Linked DNA regions of Homo sapiens: region 1 is linked to region 2. A link is a contact called in ENCODE Hi-C or POLR2A ChIA-PET data. All regions are on one chromosome and are shown on one strand. The core of a region is the stretch at or near the end of the contact, and the rest is flanking DNA. Distances in the headings are between cores, read along the strand shown. Region 1 overlaps GLI2 (GLI family zinc finger 2). Region 2 overlaps GLI2 (GLI family zinc finger 2).

Region 1 (4,288 bases), core at 149-2,648, 34 kb before region 2:
CCCTCCCCACACTCCCAGGGGGCCACTCTGCCCCTCCTCCTCCCACCAGGGCCCACCCACCCTTTCCTCTTTCCACCTGGTGGAACCCCGAATGTCCCCAGGCTCAGACACTGCCTCCCCCGTGAAGCCCTATGGGCAGGATTCGTCACCATCTGCTGAGTGTCACCTCTAACTGGAAGCTCCTAGAAGGCAGAGGCAACGTCCCTGTCATCACCACCTCTCTGGTCCACAGTTCGGGACCATCTGTAGGATGTGCACATGAATGCAGGGAACCCAGAGGCACCCAGGCCCGGGTGCCCCACAGCCCCCACCAAATGCAGGGCTTCACTTCATTATCCTCAAAATGGTCCCAAGATCAGAGGCGGTGAGACCTGGCCACAAACATAAAATAAATTATCTCTTTCCCCCCCTCCCAAGTAATGATAAATGGTTCTATTAGCAATCCAGATTGTTAAACTCTGATATAACAGAATGCAGGAAACAGGGGCCCATCCATTCTCCCTCCGGCGCATACTGAGTTGTAAATAGGTTATTTTGTGTGTAAATAACACATTAAAACACAGCATTAGCTGTGTCTTTTGATAGAGAGGAAATTGTTACAAATAAATAATTCCGGACAGGAATGTAAAATAAGCCAGATTTAATAGTGCATGCCTGGCACAGCCGTGTTAAACATGACTAAAATGATAAACCCCAGAATATACTAATAGTAAACTATGCACTGACATCAAAGTAATGAGGCTGTATTTTTACCAAGCTTTAGAAATGCTAAAATTAGTTTTGACAGAACCAAACGTCAGAAAAATGTTTCCAACATAAACACAGTCACTTGGGAAGTTGGGGTTTGGGCCAGGAGGAGGGCCAGGTTGAGGGACAGCTGTGTCCCATGTGATGGAATGTTCCTGCGGAATTGGTTTCCAGTCCAAGTAATATCACTAGGCAACCCTCTGCATTTTGTGTCTCTGGACCTCAGTTTCCACATCTGTAAAATGAATGGATTCAAACTAGAGGATTTCAAAAGCTTCTTCCAGTTCTGTAAGTGGAAATGACTTTGAAGCTTCACCCAACTCTGCATCAGCTGAACATTCACAGTGAACCGTGAGAAATGAAGGAGTGCCGGCCAGGCATGGCCAAGGCCCCAGGGAGCACACAGGGGCAGGAGCCACCGGCACTGTCCTCTGACACTGTCATTCCAGGCAGGTAGGGTTCACCAGCTTATAGGAACCAGCCAGAAAACAAGGTGACACAGAGGTGACGTGAAACATGTGTGCCGGTCTCTGCAACCAAGGGGAGCGACAGGCAGGGGCCAGGAGAGCCTCCCAGAGTCCAGACCCCGGGCTGCGGCCAGAAGCAGAGAACAAACCTGTTGTGCTTGGGGAAATGGGGCGGCCAGGCTGATTCTGGACGGCAGCCGTTCTGAGTGGCAGTGAGTGTGAGGCCAGGACAGGCCAGAGGAATGCTCGGGTTTCCGTTATGTGGACATTTACTTCCTCCGTGCCCACATGCTCTGCTAGCCACCCTGCAGACCTTGTCTCGCTTAGTTCCATGGTAGCCAGAAGTAGTGACCACTACCATCGCCACTGCACGAATCTCAGAGAAGTTCCTTGATTTGCCCAGAAGACACGGCTGGTAAGCAGAGGGTAAGAAGAGCCCAGATCTGCCTGACCCCAAGCCATGCTCTTCCCACTAGACTCTGCTGGGAGCAGGAAGAAGTCTCCAACCTCATGCTCCCGCCCCAGGCGTCCAACCTTGCAGTACACTCCTGAACCATCTGAAAAACATCTGGGTGGTCAGCCTGCACCCCGCTTCCTGGGTGAACCAGGCTGTCAGGGGAACTCAGCTCTGCTCTCTGGACAAAGTCTGAGGGGAACTGGTTGTTCTGGATGGCTGGGCCATAAAACAAGCCCAGCAGCATCAACAGCCGTCCTGAAAATCACTTAAATAAGAGTAATTGCCCACTTAGTCACACCTGGGTGCATCAGGTCCAAGGCAAAAGTGTGTGGCCCCAGCAGAGAAACTCGGATAAGCCAGGGAAGGTGGCCCACTCAGCTCCCTGCTGGCCATGGGGCCTGGCAGGGGGGCCAAAGACCACGGCCAGCCTCAACTGACCCTTATACCCAGAGACAGCTGACCACACCAGCCCACCGGGAACACCTCTGGCATGATAGCATCAGATTCCATAATCCCCTATGGGATGTCTGCTGCAAGCGGGGATGTGGGGACAGTGGTGAACAAGCAATGCCCTGCCCACAAGGACATCCTGGAGGCACAGAAAAAGACAGAGTGCAAAGACACCAGGGACTTGGAGGTACGTACCAATGGAGGGGTATTGGACAGATTCCTAGGTGTGGTAAGGCAGGTGGTGGGAGGGGATTTTCTAGCTCTGGCCAACACAATGAAAATGAGTCGTCTAAATATTCTGCTATTTGCACAGCATTCCCATATAGACATGCATGCCTCGCCACTAAGCAAAACTGTGCCTCAGAAAAACTTTCCAAGAACCCAGCAGGGCCAATGAAGAAGATAGGAGGGCTGTCAGTATGAGTAGGTAGCACACACGCCTCCTGGAACACTGGAGCGCTCTGCTGAAAGTCGTCTAGTGCTTGACCCTAGCTATGCTAGCCTGGTCACAGCCCCGCCAGTACTACCAGCTGCAAACCGTAGTCTCCCCCCCTGAGACTCTTGAATACTCCAAGGGATCTTGTTCATGCCTTGGACGGACTGCGCCCAATGACCTGTGAAGCGTATTAAAAATACATATGCCCAGGCCCCAGCCCAGGGGCTGCCCTGGACCCTGCACTTACATAGTGATTGTCACGAGAGTCTAAGGCTTGGCCAGCTTTAGTAACCTTTGGTCTGGTCTGGTCTCCAGCGTGCTGGGGAAAAGACCAAGTCAGAGAGGCCAGGAGCCCACTCGGGACAGACACCCAGGACAGGCCCTGGGAGCAAAGCAAAGTGGGACAGGCACCCAGGTCTGATTTCCAGCCCAGGGCACCCACCACTCTCAAGTAGGAAGTCACCAGAAACCTGGGTTTCCCACCTGCTGTCAGCCTCAACGGGTCAGCAGGCAAGGGTTACCAGTGAAAGGGAAACTTTCTAAGTCAGGCAGAGTATGCAGATCTAGAAAAGGAAAACTGGTAGGAAGAATAGCAATAGTTCATAAAGCAAATACTCAACTTGGACCTCACACAAGGCCCTCTGTGCCCAACACTTTTCGAAGCACTTCCCATGTGCTAACTCAAGGAATGCTCACAACCAAGATCATGCCCATTTTATAGATGAGAAAAGTGAGGCACGGACCTGCCTAAGGTCAACAGAACTGGGACTTAACCAGGCAGCCTGGTTCCAGAGCCTGGGCTGCTTCTCACTACTTCCTTAGCACTGCCTGCACTAAGAGAGGCAGTGTTACAGCTACTATCCAGGAAGTGCCCTGGCAGGCCTGTGTAAGCACATCAGAAGTCTCCTGTAATCTCTGCACTGCAGCTCTGTGTCTAACTCCCATTTTATGTATGGGAAGACCCACCCTACCTCATGTAGTCAGAACATGCGGTTCTCCAACTTAGGAGTGTATCAGAATCACCAAGAGGGTTTGTGTAAACACAGCTTGCTGGGCTCTACCCCCACAGACTCAGATTCAGTAGGTCTAAGGTGGGGCTCAAGAATTAGCATTTCTAACAATTCCCAGGGGATGCTGATGTTGCTGGTGCGGCCCACACTGGGAGGACACCTGGCCCAGCACACAGTGGATGCTTCGTGGAAGAGGTGGGCGTTGGCCATTGCAGGTACATCCCAGGATGTCTAAAGCCTGTCTGGCTGCTTGATTCCAGAAACTAGCAAAACTCATGAGATCAGACCCAGCTCTGGGTTTCATGGCTCCACCTTTCATATTATCCCAGAGGCTCTGAATAGTAGTCCCTGGTGCTCAGTGAGGCACACAGAGAGGTTCAGAAATATTTTTGAAAGAGAACCCACAGTGGAGGAGGAAAATACAACAGCATTTGGACAGTTTCAGTATAAAGCAATGAGAAACATCTGAATCAAATTGCTTTTAAAATTACACCATTTTAGAAGTTAAAGGAGGGGAAAACCTCTGGGCCAAAATGTGTTTTAAAAGATTTATGGCCTCCAAAGTGTTAGCACAACAGCAAAAGAGACTGGGAAAGAACTCGCCCTCCCAGGCTTCTGCCGTCTGCTCTTATGAACTGCTCCAGCCAGATGATTAAACTAACCTTTCCCCAGTCTGACCACAGGGCTGCTTTTTCCTTTGGTCCAGCTCGGTCCAGCCCAG
Region 2 (3,946 bases), core at 127-2,626:
GTGCCTCTTACCAGCATTGCTGCTGAAGAATGCCACGGTCAATGGCTTCTTTCTTCTTCATCTATGTTTTCCTGAACTTCTACATTATTACCTTGAGCACAAATTGTTTATAATTATTAGGAATATACTCTTAAAACATTTGTCCACAGCAGAAGATATTCATTCCGCCTTCTCCAACAAGGGCCAAGGGTCAGGCAGGCAGACCTGGGAACCTCTGGGCCTATGGCCAGGCCCGAAGGGCTCAGCAGGCCTCCTTCCTATCACTCAGCCAGGAGTGGGCAGCCGGGGTGCTCCTGGGGACTCAGAGTTAAAACATTCCCTCTGCCATTGATGATGCTGGTGTGCTCCCTGGCTGCGAGGCTCCACACTAGCCCATATAGAAAGCAAAACAAGTGTGCTCTATGACCTCTGGAGGCTTGCTGAGTGGAAACAAACAAACAAAACACAAGACCAATAGTGACTTGCAGAACAGGGTGCTGAGTCTTGGGGAGCTGGAGATGGGGAGGGAAGGCTCCTCAGAGAAAGGAGACCTTGCGGGTTACCCAAGAATTTGAATGGCATCCAGTCTTGAGGTTCACACAGGACCAGCACTGTCTACCCTCTCCTGGTCCAAGGCAGGCATTGCTAATCAATCACAGTGCTTCTCCCAGCAGCCCCTGGGGTCCTTCTCACTCAGGGCACCAGGCAATCTCTATCAATCAAACTGCCCTAGCACAGAGACAAAACCCAGCCTCCATCACCCTGCATCCCCCTCCATCTGTGTGCGTTAGGCAATGGGAGTTTAAGTCAGGGAGTAGCATGACCTCATAGCATTTGACAGGGGTCACTCCGAAAACAAGGATGGCCTGACAGCAGGGAGGCCAGTCAGGAGAGAGTTATACAAATCCAAGCACTGGAGGCATAAAATACGACTGTGCAGTCTGCAAGCACCGTGGGCGTTGGCCATGGAGGAAGTGGGGAGGGCCACACCACCTACTTGGTTGCTGGCTTCCACTCCCCTTCTAACTTTGAGGAGTCCTGGTCCAGCAAGCCCAGTGGCCCCTCTGGAAGGCAGAAGACTCAGTGCTTGGCTGAGCATCTGAATGCTGCTAGTCACAGACCCTGTGGCCACAAGGTCTGCATCAGACAGCCTAAGGCTGGGACAGGCAGAAGGCCCCCTAAGACAGCTCTGGGCTCCAGCCCAATGACTCACAGCCTCCCGACTGGAAGGGCAGTCAGAGCCGCACTAAGTCACACTACTCTCCCAGAGCACTGGCTTTCAACAGAAACATCTTCTGTCTTCACAGAAGATGGCAAAAGTCTTTGAGAAGGAAGGCCTTTGATCGACCCCTTAGAATCAAGAACTCTAAGTTGAAAGGAAGGACGCTTGGAAAACAGCCAGCCTCACCAGTCATTTTACAGATGCGGAGGCCAAGCCTCAGAAACCTGAAGCCATTTGCCCGAGGTCACAGAGCTGGTGAGGAGCAAGGCAAGTGTCCGCCCCAATCGCACAGCATAGCTCTCATTCCTTGGGCCCAGAAGAGTGCTGAACCCAAGCGGCACGTGCTGGACACCTGCCAATGGGCTGAGCGACACAGGGAAGGGTCCTGCCTGAGCTGCTGCCACCACTCTCTGTGCCGGCCCGCCTCCTCATGCAGAGCACAGTGAAGAGGGCTGAGATCCTGCAAAGCCAGGACACAGGCAGAGCCCACCAACGTACCCCAGGGTGGTATCCATGGCTGCCTTTCAGGTTCACTCTGGCAGGCTTTCCAAAAGTCTCTGATTCGCTGCCACAGAGCCACAGGCAGCCAGACAAAATGCAGATTCCTGGTGAGTCTGGGCCTGGGCAAGTGGGGCAAAAATGGATGTCATAACTAGGCTCTGAGCTCAAAGAGTTAACTCAGGCTCGGCAGGTGGGAGTCTAAGGGCGTGGACGGTGTGGTGGGCATGCAGAGGAGGCCCCTTCCACCAGGTCCCAGCAGCCTGGAGGGTAGGTGGTCAGCACTGATGGCTGAGCCCAAACATAATCATTATAGTTTGAGAACACCCAACAGGCACCTGGCCCGCTGCTGAGCACTTTCCATTGGTGACCATCCCTGAGCTGCACAACGCTCTGTGCTACCAGCTTAATTCACAATGAGGAAATTGAGGGTCCCTGAGGTTCACTGCCTTGCCCAAGACCTCAGAGCACGAGAGAGGCAAGCCAGAAACTGCACCCATGTCCCACCTCACATCATTCCTGGCTGTCAGGAAGCAGGCAGCGTGTGGCTGTCGTCCAGCAATGGCAGCCCAAATCCCAAATACAGAGCACCTTCCCTGGTGTCATCCAGTGATCAGCAACAGCTCCTGGGTCCCCTGATGCCTGCATCAGGCACCAAGATGAGACACACACACAAAACACTGCTCCCACCCTCAGTGCACTCCTGGTCCAACTGGGAAGACAGACAGCTAAACCCCTATGGGTCCTGAAGCTGGGCCCCGTGCTCGGGGACCCACCACAGGGCATGGAAGGGTAGGAGATGGGGGCAGATGAGGCATTCCAGCAAGAGACAGCCAGGCAAGGCCTGGACAGGAGGAGGCTGGGGGTGGGGGATGGAAAGGCAGCCATCAGGGAGAACAGTGGATGTGTTTGTGTTTGGAGCTGGGTGCTGGGAACATGGAAGCCTCATATGGGGCCACCGAGGTGTTCAATTCTAGGAGCCGCCAAGCTATATTCTTTGTGATTTGGATCCCTGAATACAACCCGAAAACAGTGATTATCACTAGGGGCTGGGGCCAGGAGAACTGAGCACCAGGCTTCCTCTCAGTCAGCATGACCCAGGCAGCTCCCTCCTTCTGCAGGGCCAAAATGAGGGGACAGGAGGCAGCAGGCACCTACTTGTCAGCCAGGACCCATCCAGTCATGCTGCCTTCTAGAGGCTGTGCCCACACATGCACATGCACACACACACACAGTGTTTGTGCACCCAAACTTCCACACACTTAAAGCCCATGCACAAGCAGACACACATTCCCAACACACTCCCAAACAGGCAGAGACGCACACTCCCAAACACATGCACACTCAGAAATGCACTCACATACAGACGCAAGCAAATGCACACAGAAGCAGTCACAGACACACCCCTACATTCACAAATGTGCCCAAACACACACACGCTCTCACACAGCCGCACAGCACATGTGTACATGCATGCACGCACATGCATGAGCACTGCAGGGGCAAGACTCTGAGCTTGCCTTCTGTAAGTTATTTCCTAGAAGGACCTAGTGTTAAACCCTCATTGTCACCTAGGGTGAGCATGGACAACTCCCCAGTAGCTGGGAGCGCTGGGCCAGGTCTCTAGGGCCTGGAGGGGTCCTTCTACAGAGACAACTTCCAGGAGAGAAGGAACTAAATGCACAGGGCACTGAGGTTCAGGGGATGCCCCCAGGCCCCGGCACCCATGGAGCCCCGGAATCCCCCATCCTGCAGCAGAAAGGGCTCACTGGACTGGGACAGTACTTGCTGCCCAACACTGGCCATGGGCTCACCAAAAAGTTAGGGGCCTGTGCGCTTTAGCCCTCTCCTGATTTTCCTCCATTCCTCCCATCTACAGCTTTGTCCTTTCATTCAGTCAACACTGGCGGCGGGAGCTAGTGCCAGACCACCAGGCTGGGCACCAAGTGGGGGCTCCAGAGAGAGTGGATTCTGGAGGTGAGCGGTGCTCTTTGGGAGGAAGGAGCTACTTCCTGTCAGAGATGCTCTTGCTGTTGGATCGTTTTCAAATGAGGACCCTTGTCAAGTCTTCATCACTGAGAAGCCACAGGAATAGGGCCTGGCCAGCCTGGGGAAGGCTGTCAAAGTTCCTGGTTGAATGAATGAAGAGCTAAAAGAATGGTCAGCTCCCCAGGTTCACCACCAATCTGTCAAACAGTGCCAGCCCACCACCCTTCCAGAGAGCCCATCCCCAGAACTTGCCTACTT

What was found. A loop is a pair of places that touch in the nucleus more often than their neighbours do. ChIA-PET counts read pairs that join two places held with the same protein, here RNA polymerase II (POLR2A).
Region 1: POLR2A ChIA-PET joins it to region 2 with 10 read pairs in AG04449. The contact joins two enhancer-like sites. A Hi-C loop is called at or near these places in 1 of 168 maps with a recorded cell type or tissue (heart right ventricle). POLR2A ChIA-PET finds 5 or more read pairs at or near these places in 5 of 52 experiments (AG04449, AG04450, H1 and 2 more).

Annotation. Positions count from the first base shown.
Region 1 is chr2:120,802,278-120,806,565 of GRCh38, reverse strand. All of the region lies in intron 2 of GLI2 (GLI family zinc finger 2), which reads right to left. Among named protein-coding and RNA genes, the nearest start is that of GLI2, 69 kb to the right of the region's middle. RefSeq lists an enhancer at 1,436-2,085. Within about 2 kb of position 1,398, at least 3 of the 41 ENCODE cell types and tissues checked have a DNase peak (open chromatin) inside an H3K27ac peak, as active enhancers do.
Region 2 is chr2:120,768,866-120,772,811 of GRCh38, reverse strand. All of the region lies in intron 1 of GLI2 (GLI family zinc finger 2), which reads right to left. Among named protein-coding and RNA genes, the nearest start is that of GLI2, 35 kb to the right of the region's middle. RefSeq lists an enhancer at 3,744-3,946. Within about 2 kb of position 1,376, at least 13 of the 41 ENCODE cell types and tissues checked have a DNase peak (open chromatin) inside an H3K27ac peak, as active enhancers do.